3 separate regions of the Homo sapiens genome follow, and regions 2 and 3 are each linked to region 1. Evidence: chromatin loops called from intact Hi-C (ENCODE). Cell type or tissue: endothelial cell of umbilical vein. All regions are shown on one strand. Links, peaks and the distances in the headings refer to the core of each region. The heading gives the core; the rest is flanking DNA.

Region 1 (6,391 bases), core at 715-5,714:
TACTGATGTGATCAAACTAAACATAACCAGTGACGGGGCAAAATGACATCTTGTGTTATCTGTGACCCTTCTACCAAAAATGCATAATCTCAGTCTTATCATGAGGAAACAGCAGACAAACCCAAACTGAGGAACATGTTACAAAAAAAAAATTGTCTATAATCTTAAAAAATGTTAAGGTCATAAAGGTCAAGAAAGGAGTGACTAGGGCCTTTGAAAGGGATTTAAAAAACATTACCAGAATCATTTTCCTATTAAAGGATATTATTGGGACTGCTGACAAAACTTGAATGGGGGTCTCTGAGTGAACAGAATGTAGGAGTTCTTTTGTGTGCTTTTCTTGTACCTTTACTGTAAGTTTGAAATTATTTCAAAATAAAAAAATTAACATCACAAAAAGCAAGACAATCATACAGCCTGGGCATCCTGAGGGAGGAATATAGCACTGCCCATGAAACAGTCTTGTTAATTAAAAAAAATCTGACTAGACTCTACATCTATCTACCAATTTATAGAAAATATCATGTCGATATTATCAGCAAAATACAGGTTGTGGCAAACTCCACAAGGCAAAAAAACCTGTTTTCTCCAACAAATAAACTGTAAGGAAAAAGAGACAGAGGGAAGCCCAAGTTTAAAAGAGATTGAAAGCCGGGCACGGTAGCTCACGCCTGTAATCCTAACACTTTCAGAGGCTGTGGTAGGTGGATCACCTGAGGCCAGGAGTTTGAGACCAGCCTGGCCAATATGGCTAAACCCTGTCTCTACTAAGAAAACAAAAATTAGCCAGGCATGGTGGCGCATGCCTGTAATCCCAGCTACTCGGGAGGCTGAAACATGAGAATCGCTTGAACTTGGGAGGCAGAGGTTACAGGGAGCTGAGATGGTGCCACTGCACTCCAGCCTGGGAGACAAAAAAGAAAAGAGATTGAAGCTAAATAGCAACCAATTACAATGTATTGACTTTTTTTGGATCCCAATTCAAACAAATTATACACACACAATATATACATGTATAATTATATCTATGGTATATCTATAAGACAATTAGAAAATTGAACACTGTTTAGATATTTGATGATATCAAGTAAATAATGTTGATTATTTGAGGTATGGTAGTAATAATGTGGTTTATTATTATTATTATTATTTTTTTTTTTTGAGATGGAGTCTCACTCTGTCACCCAGGCTGGAATGCAGTGACATGATCTTGGCTCCCTGCAACCTCTACCTCCCGGGTTCAAGCAATTCTCCTGCCTCAGCCTCTCGAGTAGCTGGGATTACAGGCATACGCCACCATGCTCGGCTAATTTTTTTGTATTTTTAGTAGAGATGGGGTTTCACCATATTGGCCAGGCTGGTCTCGAACTCCTGATCTTATGATCCACCCACCTCAGTGTCCCAAAGTGCTGAGATTACAGGCGTGAGCTACCGCGCCCAGCCAATGATGTGGTTATTTAACAAAATGACGCGATGCCTTGAGTTTGCTTCAAAGTAATACTGATGCAGGGAACTGAGTGAGAGAAGTGAGTGGCTGAGATTGTTAAAGCTGGGTTATGGTACATATTTGAGGGATGATGCATATATGGGGGATGATACAAATATGGGGATCTTTATTTTATTCTGTATACTTTTGTGTTTGAAATTTTCTGTAATAAAAGTTTTTTTATTTTTTATTTTTTAATTTTTTTATGGCCGGGCATGGTGGCTCACTTCTGTAATCGCAGCAGTTTGGGAGGCTGAGGCAGGCGGGTCATTTGAGGTCAGGAGTTCAAAACCAGCCTGGCCAACATGGTGAAACCCCATCTCTACTAAAAACACAAAAATGAGCCGGGCGTGGTGGCATGCACCTGTGGTCCCAGCTACTCAGGAGGCTGAGACAGGAGAATCTCTTGAACCTGAGAGGCGGAGGCTGCAGTGAGCCAAGATTGCATCACTGCCCTCCAGCCTAGGCAACAGAGTGAGACGCCATCTCAAAAAATAAAAAAAAAGTAAATTTTTTTTAAGTAGTAGAATCAAGATTTAACTCTAGTTCTGTCTCACTCCACAGCTACTTCTTGATAAGTTTTCTGTTTTCCTTTAAAAATAAATACTTTATGTATCCCCCCAATTAAATTTTCCCATGAATCATTATATAACATTTAAAAAAATACTTCCCATCCACAAACATAATAAAGTATAACTATCTTTATAGATGAGATATGCTTTAATAAAATTAGCTATAAAGCAGATGTTATTTGTCTAGATTTTTTCCTAATTAAAAATTAGCTGCATTTATACTAAGAGGAAAATTTTAATTAAAAAATGTTTTTTGGAAAGGTAAAAATCAGCATACCTAGTGGATCACAATACAGGTGGTACAACCTTCCTGGGGGTATTTGGAAATATGCCGGGTTTTTTCATTGTCACTGGAACCTGGGGATGCTACTGGATTTAGTGGTAGGGGTCAGAGATGCTATATGTCTTAGGTGCTCAGAGCTCTCCAGCACAACAAAGAGTTGTCCCACCCGCAAAGCCAACAGAATTGCCATTGAGAAACACCAACTAAGAGGTAACATTTACAACAGAAGAAAGAAAAGGGAAAAAGGTTTGTCTGACTCAGACTTGTTGGCTGAAGAGTTACTCAGGGGGAAAGAAACATTATTCTAGAAGGGAAGCAGCCACTAGACATCTAGAAGGGAAGCAGCCACTAGACATCATTCTTGTGTTTGTTTTAGACAGTACTTCTTTCTAAGACCAGGGAAACTAACACATTAAGTCTGGCACCTAGAAGCTGTCCACAAATGGTAGTTACCAGTAGTATTAGTGCCTCTAGGGCCAAACACAGCAAAGACAGATGAAGGAGTATCTACAAGCATACGGAGTTTAGACAAGATGAGAAGTGGGAAACAATGGTTTTCTTGATGAGAGAGAACGCCCCCTGGTGGAGTGGTCAGATTCCAGCAAGAACACAACAGAACTGACTTGTTCCTAGCAAGTGTTGAACTCAATACCTTTAGTTAGACCCTTACTCCTTTACTCTTCTTCCTATCATCTAATCCATACTTAGGGGAGAAATCCTTCAAAGTTCTCCATACAGTAGGACTAAAGTGAAGGTGGGCAAAGCCCCAAGGGGGCAGTTAGAAAATACTGCAAGTGGTACTGCCAAGAGAAATTACTTAACATCTCCCTTGGCTAACTGCCGGTGGTGGTAGCAAGACCAGCAATATCTAAAGCAGAAGCAGGGAGGCTCCCAGCTCAGAGCTTGTGATGGTCAGGACGAGTAAAGGGCAAATGTGGTAGTAAGAGTTCAAGTCACGACACTTGTCCTTGCCTGGGGTGTCATATAAAAAGCAAAATGGCATGGGAGAAAAGACACTGGGAGAAGTAGGGCTGGAGTGCTTCTGGATGTGCTAAGTGGCACTTACAACTAATGAAAGGAGAACAAAATTAAAGTTTGATTCATAAGTAGGCCTTTGATGATAGGAACAAATGCATAATCTCAGCTGATGATAATTATGCAGGAGACAAACACTGTTTGCAATACTCCTTCTTAAAAGGCCAAGGCCATTATTCAGGATTTTGAAAAGGAATTCTAACAGGCCAAGATGGTAAGGCAGTAAGTAATACTTGCAACCTGGGATTCCAATATGAAGAAGAGAGCCTTTTCTTTTGTGTCCATTCATATAGCTACTTTTATTAAATGCCAGCTTGCACAGAGAGACAAAAAGTGTATTAAAGAGACATTACCTTTCATGTTTGCAACACACTCGCTGTTATTCACCAAGGTAGAATATGGTTGTTCATTCTGAGGCAAGACTCCTGCAGCCATGGTAGTCTGTTGGAAAAAAAATTATTTTTTGAAAGTTTGCCTTGGGACAGTCATTTATTAATCACCCAAAATATGGCTAGACCTTTGTTATCCAATGCTGCAGTCACTGGCCAAGTGGCAGATACTTGAAATATGGCTAGTCAGGTTGAGATGTGCTGTTAAGTGTAAAATACACACAAGATGCTGAAAATTTAACACAAAAAATACAATGTAAAATACCTCAATAATTTTTACATTAATTACACATGCTAAATTTCATGGCTAACAGATTATTGTATTGCTCAAATGATACAGTTTCCATTGAGAAAAGTTAATTAAATCTTCTTAGATGTCAAAAAACCAAAAATTATACTTATTAAGTTATTTCTATGTGCCAGACACCAGTATTAAGTCACTTTTTTCTAAAAAGAACTCTACGAAGTAGCTATCATCCCCTATTTTAAAGGGGTAGAAGTCATGTCAGTAGGATTAACACACACTAAGTAGTAGGGTGGTAGTTAATCCCATCTTTCAGCTTCCAGTTCAGTTTTTTCAATTAGTACACAGCTGCGGATGAAAGAAATTCTAATAAAGATGATCTCAACATTTTTGAGCTTCCAGATAAACAACTGTGTAATTCAACTTTGTAGTTCCTAAGTGTACCTCAATGTAAATATTGATGAAAACAAAACTCAGTTGTGGAATTTTATAAATGACAAAACTATTTCCATAAAATGCAAGCACATAACCCAGAAAAGTTTATGGAGTTGACTGTGATACAAGATAAAATAACACGATTCAAACGTTTTTTCTAAATAATGATTTTAATAATTTTCTTGGCAAAACCATGTTTACGGTTTGAACATCTATTATTGGGAGGTCAAATATTATACTTTTATTAGCTTATTAAATGGCTATGAATTTTATTTAAAGGCAATAAAAACTTGTTGAAATTCTTGTACCAATAAATCTACAATGGTAATTAAATCCAGCCCTAATTAATATTTTTCTTTGGTGCACTGGATCATTCCTCTGAGAAAAAAGTCACTTCTCAAATCTCAGTGATTCTTTGAGAATTTCAAGTTCACTAAAATTTTACTTCTAAAAGCAATCTTTATACGCTCAAAAAAGTACAAAATTTAAAATCTAAAATCCTATTTGATAAAGCTGTTTCCCTTCAAAAGAAATACAGGAATTAAAATCACAGGGGTGATCTAAAGTGAAATTAAAAAGAATGCTTCCTGAAATATTAATAATGTCACACACCAGGTATCATACTAATTAATGCAAAATTTTATAATGTGCATAGTATTTCAAATGAACGTTACATAAAGACATTAAGTAAAGGGACTAATGGAACAAGTTGTTCCAGGAAATTCATTAGCAAAAACTTAATTTGAAAGGATATCCATTAAGATTAGACTTAGATAAAACATTTTTTACCATATTTTAAAATTTGGACTATTTTCTTAAAACATTTTGATGAGAAAAACAATTATCACCATATTAGAATCATGGAATTTTGGAGCAGCTGGGACGCTAGCCCTGGCTATTTTGTATATAAGAAGTTATGAACCATGTCCCAGAGAAGGTCCTGCCTTGTCCCACATGATACAGCATGGAGAGTGACAGAGCATGCTGGTGACAAACTTGGACCAGTCATCACTTTTTTTGTGAAGCTTTCCCTGCCCTCACTCTTTGCTCTTCAGCTATAATGTAATGAAACATGTATACCTGACAGTCTCCCCTGTAGACCATGGGGTCATGAGGATGAGTTATGACTGGTTCACCTTTATGTCTCTAGAGAATGGAAAAGCCAGTATATAGGTACCCTCGTGACACAACTGTCAAACTGAAATGGACCATATTAGACTGAGTTCCTTGAGTCTATTCACGTCTTATTTATCTCTGTATCCTAAAGCCTACCGAAAACATGTCTAATATGGTTTGGATCTGTGTCCCCACCCAAATCTCATGTCAAATTGTGTTCCCCAGTGTTGGAGGTGGGGCCTGTGGGAGATGACTGGATCATAAGGATGGATCCTTCATGAATGGTTTTGCATCATCTCCTTGATGTTGTGGTAGAGTTCTCATGATATCTGGTTGTTTAAAAGTGTGTAGCACCTCCCCGCCCTTCCTCCTGCTCCTGCTCCCACTTTGCCTTCCACCATGAGGCCTCCCCAAAAGCAGATGCTGCCATGCTTCCTGCACAGCCTGCAGAACCATGAGGCAATCAGACCTCTTTTCTTTAGAAATTACCCAGTTTCATGTATTTCTTTATAGCAATGCGAGAATGGACTAATAAAGATACTTGAAAATGTGGAGGCAGCTTTGGAACTGGGTAATGGGCAGAGGTTGGAAGAGTGGGAAGGGGTCAGAAGACTGGAAGATGAGGGAAAATTTGGAACTTCCTAGAGACTTGTTGAATGGTTGTAACTAAAATGCTGATAGTGATATGGAAAGTGAAGGCCAGGCTGAGGAGGTCTCAGATGGAAATGGGGAATTTACTGGGAACTGGAGCAACAGTCACTTTTGTTAAACCTTGGCAAAGAGCTTGGCTGGATTGTGCCCCTGCCCTAGGTATCTGTGGAACTTTGAACT
Region 2 (6,391 bases), core at 907-5,906, 74 kb before region 1:
GAGGTCAGGAGTTTGAGACCAGCCTGGCCAGTGGAGTGAAACCCCATCTCTACTAAAAATACAAAAATTAGCCAGGGGTGGTGGTGGGCACCTGTAATCCCAGCTACTGCAGAGGCTGAGGCAGGAGAATTGCTTAAATCTGGGAGGAGGAGGTTGCAGTGAGCCACGATGGCGCCACTGCATTCCAGCCTGGGCAACAGGTTGGAGCAAGACTCTGTCTCGAAAAAAACAAACAAAAAATTTTGGTAAAATATGCATAACATAAAATTTACCATCCTCACCATTTTTAATTGTCCAGATCAGTGGCATTAAATGCATTCACATGATTGTGCAACCAACACCACCATTCATCTCCAGAACGTTTTTATTGGTTCAGTTCAAACTGAAACTCTGTCCCCATTGAACAACAACTCCCCATTCCCGCTCCCCATAGCTTCTGACAACCACCATTCTTGGCACTGCCTTTTACAGATGGAAATGAAACAGAGAGGGTACAGGAGGCAGCAGGACAGCCAGCCTTCATCCTGGTGGCCCTGGGGCAGGACAAGCTCCAGGGCCTTGTGTTTGGCTCTGGGTGGTGAATGCCAGCTCCCAGGCCACAGCGGCTGGGAGGGATGGGCGCAGTGGGGTGACCCCTCCCCAGGAGGCAGTGAGGGGTGTGGGCAGCACTGACAGTTGGGCCAGGAGGAGGAGTAGGACCCAGAAAAGGGGTCAGACAGCCAGAGGGGCCAAGGGAGGAGAGCGGGCAGTAAGTCTACACTGCTTCTGAGGTCAGAGGGAGCAGGGGACCTGGAACCTCAGACATGACCAGTGACTGGTTCCAGAGAGGCCAGATGCCTGGGGATTCAGGGACAAGGGCAAAGGTGGTGGGAGCGCAACCGAGGGAGGGGACACGCAGGCTGGCAGGGGGGCAAATGAGGGGGCAGAGAGGGGGAGGTCTGCCCCACACCCCTGCGCCCCTGTCCAGAGGCCGCCCGACTTAAATGGAGGTGGACCCTTTCCTGACTCTGTGGAACCTGTTCCATTCCTGCCTGTAGCTCATGATGCTGATGTGGTTTTGCCTCGTTGCAATTTTCTCCACACTGTAGAATCTCCTGTAGAATCTCCTTGTAGCAGATTCTTCTCCTCCTCTGCTCCCCTTGGACACCAGCGGGCTCTGCGGGTCTGGGGAAATCTTTGTCCTGAGCCACCCTTGCCTCCCAGGAGCCCGCAGTTGTCTGGGGCAGCATGCTCACTGCAGGAAGTGAGTGCTGTCTGAGGAGAAGAATTTGCCAAGTTCTCAGACTAAGAGAAGGTCACTGGCCTGGGGTCTGGGGAAGTGCATGGAGAAAATTCCTCTGAAGTGGGCCAGGAGGGCAGATGTCACCGGGGGAAGGGTGGAAACACAGCAGAAGTGAGGTCTCAGAGGTGAGGGGACTGTGCTGTGCGGGATGATGCGACATTGGCCCCCACTGTGGGGGACAAGCTGGACTCCAGCTGGGACCCATTTTGGTACCTATCAGACAAAGCCAGGGAAACCATGGGACTTGGAAGTGGGGAAAGAATGTGGAGGATGCGTCTTTAGACAGGCCCTGAGGGGTGTGGAGGGAAGTGGAAAGAGACCCAGAGACTGACCCAGGGTTGGAGACAGGGAGTTGGAACTGAAAGACATTTGCCCAAGAATCTGTAGACAAATTGAATGGCTGGGGGTGTGGCCAGCTGACTTCACACAAAGAGAAAGATAAAAGTGATTTTCTTGGGGTCAAGAGAGGATGCCAAATTAGAAGACAGGTCTCTGAACTCCTGGAACCCGATTACCAGGATGTCTGTGGTTAAAAACCTCGGACAGAGCCATCCATGCAGATGGTGGAATGGGAACAGGCTTAATGCCAGGGTTGCTCTCACCCCCGGCCCAGCTGGAGAGAGGCCCTCTGCATGTTTGGAAATGCTGGCCTCTAGGCACATTTCTATCCTTTAAAGAGAGAATACACACGTGTTCCAGCTTTGCTAGTGGTCCCTCCCCAGAGGCTCCACATCTCAACAGCCCAGGCCCTGGGATGGGGAGCAGAGGACCTGGCCCAACCTGTAGGGCTGCGGATGGTCTTGGGACCGTGGCACATTCTTGGAGGCCTGGCATGACTGAGATCAGGTATTTCACCTGCCTGGGGAGAGATGGGGGCTTGAAGTCTACACTGAGTTGGTTTAAAGAAAGAGAAGAAATGCGCTACTCTTGCTCACCTGTTTGTGGACTGTTTTAAAAAGTGGGGGTTGGGGCTGTTTGAAATTTGCCACCAGAATGACTCACTGACTTTATTTCTACCCCAACCTCTCCCTACAGTCCGTGGACAAAGGATGATTTGGCTTTTCAGAATGAAAGGCCGGGAGTGCTAGTATCTATTGTTTTGTTGTCCAGAATTCTTGTCCCTCTATTTTCTGCATACAAATCCACGAGTCATGTCCCCTCCTCTGTGGAGCCTTCTCTGCCTTCCCAGAGGGCTCTTGGCCTCACATGACCTGGTATGTTCCCGGTAAGAAGCCATCTGGCCTGGGGCTGCAGTCTGTTCCCAGAGCTTGCCTCCCCACTTAGTTGAACTGCTGAGGAGCCGACGCAGCCCGTGGTCCATTTGTGTCCCTAAGCCCAGGAAGGACTCTAAGATGCTCCATAATGAAGTGCTGAATGAATGGCTCCAGCGGGAGGGAACTTAGCTGGCTCTGTATTTCATTCAAATCTTGAGTCCATGGCTCTGATACAGTCCATTCTAAGGTACCGTTTCCCATTTGCCTGAAGGATTATTTTACACGTGGGGTTTCTTCATGACTCAGTTTCTGGGCAGTAGCCAGCAGGCGCTCCGGGTTAGAATTCCTGTGGAGGAGGACTTCTGAGCGCCATTCTGACCTCCTGGCCTGCCCTGCGGAAGTCAGACAGGCTGAAATCTTTCTTAAGCTCTTTAATTAAATCAAGATTTTTTTTGTTTTGGTCTTCAAATTAGTTTGCCAATGCCGATTGTCAAAACTTTAAACTGTTGACAAAAAAATAACTATGTGGCTATACCAGCTAAATCTCATCTGTGACTTTTAAATATAGAAAGCAGGAAGACAAACATCTGGTAATAGAGGTTGTGTTCTGAATGGGCGGTGGCCAAAAAAAAAAAAAAAAAAAAAAAACCCAAAGAAGCATTAGTCAGAGTCTAGAAAAATAGTGTGTTACTTTTACCAAGTAATATTTAGAGACAGGACTGAGGAGGGAATGTAAGACATCTGTTAAAAAGCAGATTTTTTCCAAACACAGTCCTTTAGAAATTCTTAGGAAAAACATTTTAAATAAAAATAAATTTCAGTTCATTTAAAGATATTTTAGATTGTAAAAACAAAGCTCCTACTGTAAAAATATTACAACTCATAGAGGTTTGCTGAAGATTCAGAATCAACAAACATCAGAACTCAGTTGTGAGCTAGAAAATTTTTTCTAACTTTAAAAAATAATACAGTTAATATGTCGGCACATTTGTGCCATAAAAATTCAAATGATAGTTAAAGCTCAAGTTCCCCTTGTATATAACAACCCTTCCCAGAGCCCTCCCCAGAGAAAACCACCATCATTATGTTACAGTAGGTAGTCAGGCAGACATGAGCAGGGCAGGAGAGGGCCTCCAGGGGTGGGAGGGAATGTCAGGCAACCATCAGGTGATGGTCAGGCGGTTATTTATTTATTTGAGACAGAGTCTCACTCTGTGTTGCCCAGGCTGGAGTGCAGTGGCGCGATCTCAGCTCACTGCAACCTCCGCCTTCTGGGCTCAAGCGATTCTCCTGCCTCAGCTTCCCAAGTAGCTGGGACTACAAGCATGTGCCACTTCGCCTGGCTAATTTTTGTATTTTTAGTTGAGACGGGGTTTCACCATGTTGGCCAGGGTAGTCTTGAACTCCTGGTCTCAAGTGATCTGCCTGCCTTGGTCTTCCAAAGTGCTGGGATTACAGGCATAAGCCACCTTGCCCAGCCAAGAGATAGTTTAAATTTAAAAAAAAATTCTCTTATTTATTTCTTTTTCTTTCCCTCTCTGTTTCCTGCTTCCTACTTTGGCCTTCAGAAATGCAAATATAATCTTCACCTCCCCTCACCAGACACTACCTACAAGGCAAATTCATCTAACTATGTGCTCCAAGACAGTTGACAGTTGATTTGCAGACTGAAACATACCCCATGGAACTCTCACCTCCAGGGGATTGCCTCAGAACTTGTACCCATGCAGAGGGCATGTCAAAAGCATGCTGGTGTGGCCACGTTTACAACTTATTTTTGCCCAAGAAGGTGCCAACTCAACTGTTGGATAGATAAGTCACCAAGCTAGCATTGGGACCCCCTGCCCATGCACACTTCACCCCCTACCTTTCTTTTTTTTTTTTGAGACAGAGTCTCACTCTGTCGCCCAGGCTGGAGTGCAGAGGCGTGATCTCAGCTCACTGCAACCTCCGCCTCCTGGGTCCCGGTTCAAGCAATTCTCCTGCCTCAGCCTCCCAAGTAGCTGGGATTACAAGAACACACCACCATGCCTAGCTAATTTTTGTATTTTTAGTAGAGACGGGGTTTTCCCACGTTGGTCAGGCTGGTCTCGGATTCCTGACCTTGGGATCCACCCGCCTCGGCCTCCCAAAGTGTTGGGATTACAGGCATGAGCCACTGCGCCCGGCCCACGGCCTACCTTATAAAAGTTTTCTGCTCCAAAAGTGAAGCAGCACATTTAAAGTCACGGCGCCTTGTGCCTCTTTCCATAAGCTAGCTTTGGAATAAATTCACTTGTTTTGTACCAGATCTCACTTTGTTAATTGGATACTGTGTGTGGCAAGCAACTAACCTGCTTTTCAGTTATGATCATGCCTCCTTCCTCTCCCTTCCCCACCTCCAGGCAACCACAGATCAGCTATCTGTCACTACAGATTACTTTGCATTTTCTAGAGTTTCATATAAATGAAATTACAAAGTATATAATTCTTTTTTTGTCTAGAGTCTTTCACTCAGCATAATTAGGTTGAAATTCATTCCTGTTGTATGTGTTAATAACTTATTCTTTTTAAATTGCTAGATAGTATTTCACCTATTTTTATAACCACAGTTAGTTTATCTGTTCACCTGTTCATGGATGTTTGTGTTATTTCCAGTTTTTGGCTATTCCACATAAAGCTGCTGTGAACACTCATGTACAAGTCTTTGTAGGGATATATGTATTTTTTTTCTTTTGGGTAAATGCCTAGGAGTGGAATTGTTATTGGAAAGGGATCCTGATCCAGACCCCAAGAAAGGGTTCTTGGATCTCTCGCAAGAAAGAATTCGAGGTCAGTGCATAAAGTGAAAGCAAGTTTATTAAGAAAGTAATGGAATAAAAGAATGGCTACTCTATAGGCAGAGCAGTCCTGAGGGCTACTGGTTGCCCATTTTTATGATTATTTCTTGATGATATGCTAAACAAGGGGTGGATTATTCATGCCTCCCCTTTTTAGACCATATAGAGTAACTTTCTGACATTGCCATGGCATTTGTAAACTGTCATGGTGTAGGTGGGAGTGTAGCAGTGAGGGTGACCAGAGATCACTCTTGTTGCCATCTTGATTTGGTGTTTTAGCCAGCTTCTTTACTGCAGCCTGTTTTATCAGCAAGGTCTTTATGACCTATATTTTGTGACTACCTCCTATCTCATCCTGTGACTTAGAATGCCTTAACCTCCTGGGAATGCAGCCCAGTAGGTCTCAGCCTCATTTTACCCAGTTCCTATTCAGGATGGAGTTGGCTCTGGTTCAAATGCCTCTGACAGAATGGCTGGATCATATAAGGTATTGCCAAACCATTTTCTAAATGGATTGGGCCATTTTATATTCCCACTGGAAGTGGATGAGAGTTTCCATTTCATTATATCCTCATCAACACTTGGTATGGTCGGTCTTTTAAATTTTAACCATTCTAAAGTGTGTATTTCTCTAAAGCTAATGACGTTTTAATTTGCATTTCTCTAATGACTAATAGTGCCTATTTTCATGTGTTTATTTATCAACTGTATATCTTTGTTGGTCTATTCAAATCTTTTGGACTCTTAAAAGTTTGGGCTGCTCTTTTTTTCTTACTGTTGAATTTTGAGAGCTTTCATATAGTCTGGATGCAAGTCCTTTAACAGATATATGCTTTGCAAAGATTCTTTCCTAGTCTGTGGATTGTCTTCTCGTTCTTCTCATAGAGCAGTTAAGTTTTTTTGTTTTTGTTTTTGTTTTCATTCTCTCTCAGTGTCTTTTGAGGAACAAACTTTAAATTTTGATGTAGTTCAATTTACCAACCTGTTCTTATGGATTGTACTTTTGGTGTTGCATCTCACAAATCTTGAGCTAACCCAAGGCCACACATGTTTCTCTCATGTTTTCTTCTAAAAAT
Region 3 (6,391 bases), core at 592-5,591, 110 kb before region 1:
AAAGCAAAGTAGCAAGGAAACAGGTTATCGGTGAATAATAAGGCCCTAAGAAAGGCAGCAGGTCGTATAGTTACCTCCTTGTGGGCAAAATCCCTGCCCTAAAACTATGCAACCTACTACCTCTTCCTAGGAACCCATTTTTTTTTTCTTGCTGGTCTTCTACTTGGCAGATGCACTTCAAATTAACCTGTTAAATTAGGTCATGTTCTTTGAGTTTTGTTTCTAATTCAAACTAATCAGAATTCTTTAACTAATGCTTTTGAAAAGTTATCTGGCCATATGACCTTGGTAAAAAGCCACAAATACATTTGCTTAAAATCCAACCTCAAGTCACAAACGAACAAGAAAGTAATGACATCAGAGGATGTAAGCCAGTAGTCTAATACTCAGCCCACCACGTATTACTGGAGTCGCTGACTTTTAACATTTAATTATCAATTTTTTTTTTGGACAGTCTCGCTCTGTCACCCAGGCTGGAGTACAGTGGTGTGATCTCGGCTCACTGCAACCTCTGCCTCCTGGGTTTAAGTGATTCTCCTGCCTCAGCCCCCAGAGTAGCTGGGATTACAGGCGCCCACCACCACGCCCAGCTACTTTTTTGTATTTTTAGTAGAAACAGGTTTTCACCATTTAGGCAGGCTGGTCTCAAACTCCTGACTCAGGTGATCCGCCCACCTTGGCCTCCCCAAAGTGCTGGGATTACCGGCATGAGCCACCACACCCGGCCTAATTTTTGTATCTTTATTAGAGACTGTGTTTCACCAGGCTGGTCAGGATGGTCTTTAACTCCTGACCTCAGGTGCTCCACCCGCCTCAGCCTCCCGAAGTGCTGGGATTAGAGGTGTGAGCCATGGTGCCCAACCCAGTTACCAACATTTAAATATCAAATTTCATAAAATCTCCAGTCTCTCCTGTTAACTGGAAAAGTAGGTGACAATGTATATAAACCCTGCTTGCTACCTATCAACCAGAGCAAATTAATTTACTATATTTGCCAGTTACAACTAGCCCCTCCTGGGCCTCTGATGGTATTTCAGTTTTTGACCCCTGAATTAAAGCAAACAGAAACAAATTCTGATCATGAATTTTATCATCATTAAAAACAAGCTTTCAGAGATAGTCATTCTCTCCATAAAGGCATTTTTAAAGTTTTATTTCGATTTACTTACTCTGCTTAGCTAATAACAATGTCCTTATGTAATTAATAAAATATATAAATTAATTTTTCTCCAGGGCTTAATTATTAGATAAGGATACGTTTCCAACTGAAGGTGGCAACGTTATGCTGGAAGAACATGTCAGGAAGACCACAAAATTTCATGACTGTACTTGCTACACTTTCAGCAGAAGAGTTATACATATTTTCAATTCAACAAAGATTAAGCCAAAAAGAATTCTTAGAACATTCCCACTCTTCTTTGGCACATCAAAAGGCAACAAATGTCATTTTCTCCCATGTTTTTATGTGCAGTTTAGAACAAAGACCAATTATCTATGCAGCTGTCCACAGTGGATAAAACAAAAAGCATACATTTGGTCCAGAGTTAAGTCACCTGGGTTGGGCCCATCCAAGGAAGTTTGATGTTTCTACTCTCATGAAAAGTACCAATGGCACTGCACAGTGATTATCTTAGATATTAAGGATAAACACAAATTTCTCCTTAAATTTCCATTTATTGGAAATGATTGGAGGGAGGGAACTTCTCCCTCACCTCCACACTGCCTCTTTTCCAACTCTTCTTCCAACACAAAATAGTTTAAACAGCAAGCACTTAGAGAGCTTTTAGCCTTGCTTGTTGATTACAAGGCCCAAGTTAGTGTATGGTTTGCCCATCGGAGGAAAGCTAAAACATGGGCCTTCATGGGTATTAAAATTGAAGAAACCTTTTCCAGCATTTTTTCTATTTTCTTTAAAGTAACAACCTATGGACTTCCCCATCTGACATTTTCGAGTGATCCCACTGTGTGAATGAAGGACTACTTCAGGGTTTGAGGGCAAAGCTGAAATCTTAGCAACTTACCAGTGAGCAAAGGTAGAACCCAGAGCCCATCTCTCCTTTTCCAGGCTGCTGAGTAAAGTCTGGCTCAATCAACCTATCAATGAAGCAGTGCTTACAACATTCTCCAAGACCACCCAAAACCCAAACTGGAAATGAATCATGACTAATCTGACTCATTTTGGCTCACACAGTGCCCTTCCAATTTGTATTTACCTTTACCACCCAGGACCTGACCTTGGACATGTGTACCAGGATGTAAGGCAATAAACCTATTCACAATTCCAAAAGGGCCTGGTCCTCTATGAAGATTTCCTGAAGGCTACTTACTTTCTCTACTCATTAAAATTTTTGCTTAACTTCAAATTTCTGAAATATACCATATGTGAAAAATTTAAATGTTAATCTGTGCCTACTGTACTACTTGAACAGAGAAAATTAACTGATAAACTGTAAATACAAAATGTCAAAATTAATTCTTCTGAGTTTTAATATCATCTAAATAAAAAGAAAATAATGCAGCAAGTCTACTCCTCAGGGAAGGCAATAGATTGTATAGTTATCTCCTGAACAGGGTAAAATCACTACCCCACAACTATACAATCTACTACCTCACTCTGATAGAGCAATGTTTTCTTCTGGAATGGAAAGTACAATCTCTTTCGAAAGAAAATTTCAACATAAAATTATCAGCATAAATCAAAATAAAAAAATACATTTATTCTGACACAGAGAAATAAGACAAGAAGCAAAAGGTTTCCCCACCCCCATCCAGTGTACTTGCTACAGACTTTATCTCTAAATTAATTTATTTCCAGGCCATAAACAAATGCTGCACTACATCTCTTTAAGACAAGTTAATCTTAAATATTGTACAATTAGTTAACTGACTTTCTATCAGACCGCCTGGATGCAGACTTTTCTATCACGTTAGGAAAGACAGTAGATTGTATAGTTATCTCCCAGTGGTGGGTGTGACCCTAAAACTATACAACCTACTACCTCATCCCACAGTGAAGAGAACATCCAGGGTGAATGGTGAAAAGGAATCACAGTTGAGCACCACAGGAAGGCTTTTTTTCCTCCTCGGTAATCCTGGTTTCCTGTGTGAGTGATAAGAAAAATAGTATTAGACCATTTTCATTCACTTACGTTGAAAATGAAGTTTAACTGAACATTTTGGCTACATGCATAATCTATGCTGTGGTTTCATTTCCTGTATTTCATTAATAGTATTTTAAATGCTTGGTTATCTGAATCCGCTCCTAAAACCATGTATTTACAAGATTCAGAAATCACCCTCTTACCACCACCTTTTACTATTATTAACTGCTGGTTTTCTTACAGTTCCTACAAATGAAAATGCATGAAATAACTTATCCTTCAAGAAACAACAAAAAATCATTACAGAAAAACATGACAGCCTCTAATTAAAAATCCAATGACTTCAAAACCCAAAAGTCCTGTACATCATGCATAATCCAAATGCACTAACATACAACGAGATAATATAAAAAACACACACAAATAGAAACTAATTTTTAAAGGAACCTACTCATTTATCCCATGCGAGCAAACACTAAGTGGTCTTATTAGGACTAAATCAAAGATAATCACCTGGATCTGATTCAGGGTCAGGATCCTTTCCTTTAGATAGAAAGGTAATATGTGGATTGAAGGCAGAGTCCAAAATCTTTAATAAACCCAAGTAATCTAAACTGTATTATTACCCTTTAATTTACAGACTTCATATTTAGGAGGTAGCTACTACGAAGATTATCTTTTAAGATAGGGACTAAATTTATTTTGTAGTGATTTAGTAACCAAAAGCACTAATTTTTAAAATTACAAAACGTAATAAAAAACATACGGCTCAATATAATAGAATTTAAAGTCTAGAAATAAACCCATACATGGGTCAACTGATTTTCAACCATGACAAGACAATTCAACTGGGAATCGTTTTTTCAACAAATAATGCTGACGGCTGTATAGCCACATGCAAAAAAAATGGATCTGCATTCTTTGTAAACTGGTGTGCAAAACACACATTAAAGTAACTTAAAACAACCTAATTTAATGGTAAAATATTTTAATAGATATTTCACCAAAGATATGACTCATAAGCACAAATGGCCAACAGGCACATGAAAAGATACATTATTCATTAGGATGGCTAATAAGATTAATAAAAGTGTTGACAAGGATGCGGAGAAAATTGGAACCCTTAGATTGCTGGTGGGAATGTGAAATGGTGCAGCTGCTTTGGAGAACAAAACTTGTAGACAAGTCAAACAGTTGTTAAGTGGAATCAGAAACACGTATTTCGTCTTTGTCTCCATTTGAAGATCCTGGCTGGCATACAGCTCCTAAAACCCTCAGAATTTCCTAAGTGATGAATGTCTGTTTAATGCTACTGAGTCGATTGGTGGCTCCTGTAGTTTCAGGAGGGGGATAGTCACCAGAAAGACCAAGGTGTGATTAGAGGGGTGGAACTTTCAGCCTCACCCCCTCAACCTCCAGGTAAAGCAGAGAGGACAGAGAGTAAGCCAATCATCAAAGGCCAATAATGTAATCAATCATGCCTAAGTATGAAACCTCCATAAAAACCCCTTAAGTGTCAGGGTTTGGACAGCTCTGAGTTGAAAAACACATCTTCATGCCAGGAGGCTGGTGTAACCCTAACTCCATAGATACAGAAGCTCCTGTGCTAGGAACCCTCCTGGACTTCAGCTTAAGGACCTCTTCATCTGGCTATTCATTTAAATCCTTTATAATAAACCAGTGATAATGAGTGTCTTCCTGTGTTCTGTAAGCCATCCTAGCAAATTATAGACCCAGTGGAAGAGGTTGTGAAACCCCCTAATTTATAGCTGGTTGGTTAAAAATTCAGGTAGAAACCTGCATCTGAAGCGGGGGCAGTCTTACGTGTTTGAGCCCTCAACCTGTGAAGTTTGTACTAACTTCAGGTAGTTTCAGAATTAAATTTAATTGTAGGACACTCTGTTGGTGTCGAGTTGAAGAATTGATTGTTGGTGTCAGAACTGGTTAGTGATGAGTAAAAAACAGTTCACCATATGACCCAGCAATTCCATTTCTAGGTATATACTCTAGAGAACTGAACATGGCTGGGTGTGGTGGTGCAGGCTTATGGTCCCAGCTGAGTTACTCAGGAGGTTGAGGCAGGAAGATTGCTTGAGCCTAGGAGTTAAAGGTTGCAGTAAGCTATGACCACACCACTGCACTCCAGTCAGAGCAAGAGAGTGAGACCCTGCCCCTCCCCGCAAAAAAAAAGGGCAAGAGAATTGAAAAAACGTGTATTTGAATGTTCACAGCATTACTCATTTGGAGTCAATAAAAACCAGGGTTCAAATCCTGGCCCTACTAATTCTCTGCCATTGAAATCTTGCAAAAGAAATTTAGCCGAAGTCCCTCAGCTTTCCTAGCTGCAGTATCAACACGTCTGTAACAAAAAGGGAAAGATTTATTAATACCATATATCCAAAATATGTAAGGTCCAACTACTTCATCATCTCTAGATGAAAACTGGTGGTAAGAAGCTTAATAACTTGCCCCAAATTAGAGACAGTACTGCATCACTAAACTATACTACATTTGAGACCATTTCAATTCTACAAGGCCAGGTTATGCAAACTAGGAACTCACAGACACACTTGTCCCTAACGTCAGGCCCTTTATAAGCCAAAATATTTCCCATGAATCAGCACTGTCCTTACTTTTATTTTTTTAGAGACGAGGTCTTGCTCTGTCACCCAGGCTGGAGTGCAACCGTGTGATCTTGGCTCCTGAAACCTCCGCCTCCTGGGTTCAAGCGATTTTCCTGCCTCAGCCCCCCAAGTAGCTGGGATTATAGGCATCCACCATCACGCCCAGCTCATTTTTGTATTTTTAGTAAAGACGGGGTTTCACCATGTTGGCCAGGCTGGTCTCGAACTCCTGACCTCAGGTGATCTGCCTGCCTGCCTGCCTTCGCCTCTCAAAGTGCTGGGATTACAGGCGTGAGCCACTGCACCCGGCCTAGTCCTTACTTTTAAAACAATAACAGCCAAAAAAAAAAAAAAAAAAACCAAAACCAAAACCAACCAAACAACAGCAACGAAAAAAAACAGCTAAAAGAAAAAGCATCTGGTACTTCTACTACAATCCTCAACCTCCTACCGATTTTCTCATTTAAAACATGTTTGAATCCTCATCAAACATTCAAAAACACATTTTTTTTCCAACCTTGGTGTCACATGCTTACTTTGTATTATTCTTTCTCAATCCAGCTATGTAAATAAATACCATATTGCTAGAAAGCATTCTGGTAATTTACATACCAAGTGCTATTAACATGACCCTCAATTTTTTGAAAAGTATATGTATATAAGTAA

What was found. A loop is a pair of places that touch in the nucleus more often than their neighbours do. Peaks named below come from ENCODE experiments on the same cell type or tissue, not always from the same donor. Only the 100,000 strongest peaks of a DNase experiment are listed, where the experiment ranks them.
Region 2: a loop joins it to region 1, with 2.6 times the contacts of the local background. A loop is called at or near these places in 5 of 110 quality-filtered maps.
Region 3: it touches region 1 in a loop (3-fold over the local background); 17 of 110 quality-filtered maps call a loop at or near these places.

Annotation. Positions count from the first base shown.
Region 1 is chr9:94,062,160-94,068,550 of GRCh38, reverse strand. It overlaps a transcript of PTPDC1 not described here. Among named protein-coding and RNA genes, the nearest start is that of PTPDC1, 19 kb to the left of the region's middle. In endothelial cell of umbilical vein, for the core only: a CTCF peak has its summit at 2,931 (motif pointing left); a DNase peak (open chromatin) is centred at 2,870.
Region 2 is chr9:94,136,502-94,142,892 of GRCh38, reverse strand. No RefSeq gene overlaps it. Among named protein-coding and RNA genes, the nearest start is that of MIRLET7A1HG, 27 kb to the left of the region's middle. RefSeq lists an enhancer at 1,622-1,791. In endothelial cell of umbilical vein, for the core only: no CTCF peak of the experiment used is centred there; a DNase peak (open chromatin) is centred at 2,842; H3K27ac peaks cover 1,836 bases.
Region 3 is chr9:94,172,574-94,178,964 of GRCh38, reverse strand. It overlaps MIRLET7A1HG (miRlet-7a-1/let-7f-1/let-7d cluster host gene), which reads right to left. Exons shown (of 5, transcript NR_170278.1): 2 at 3,000-3,100. It overlaps MIRLET7A1 (microRNA let-7a-1), which reads right to left and starts at 3,008; the gene lies at 2,929-3,008. MIRLET7F1 (microRNA let-7f-1) reads right to left here and starts at 2,618; the gene lies at 2,532-2,618. It overlaps LINC02603 (long intergenic non-protein coding RNA 2603), which reads left to right. Exons shown (of 3, transcript NR_160773.1): 3 at 1,234-2,396. It also overlaps MIRLET7D. In endothelial cell of umbilical vein, for the core only: no CTCF peak of the experiment used is centred there; a DNase peak (open chromatin) is centred at 3,094; H3K27ac peaks cover 1,063 bases.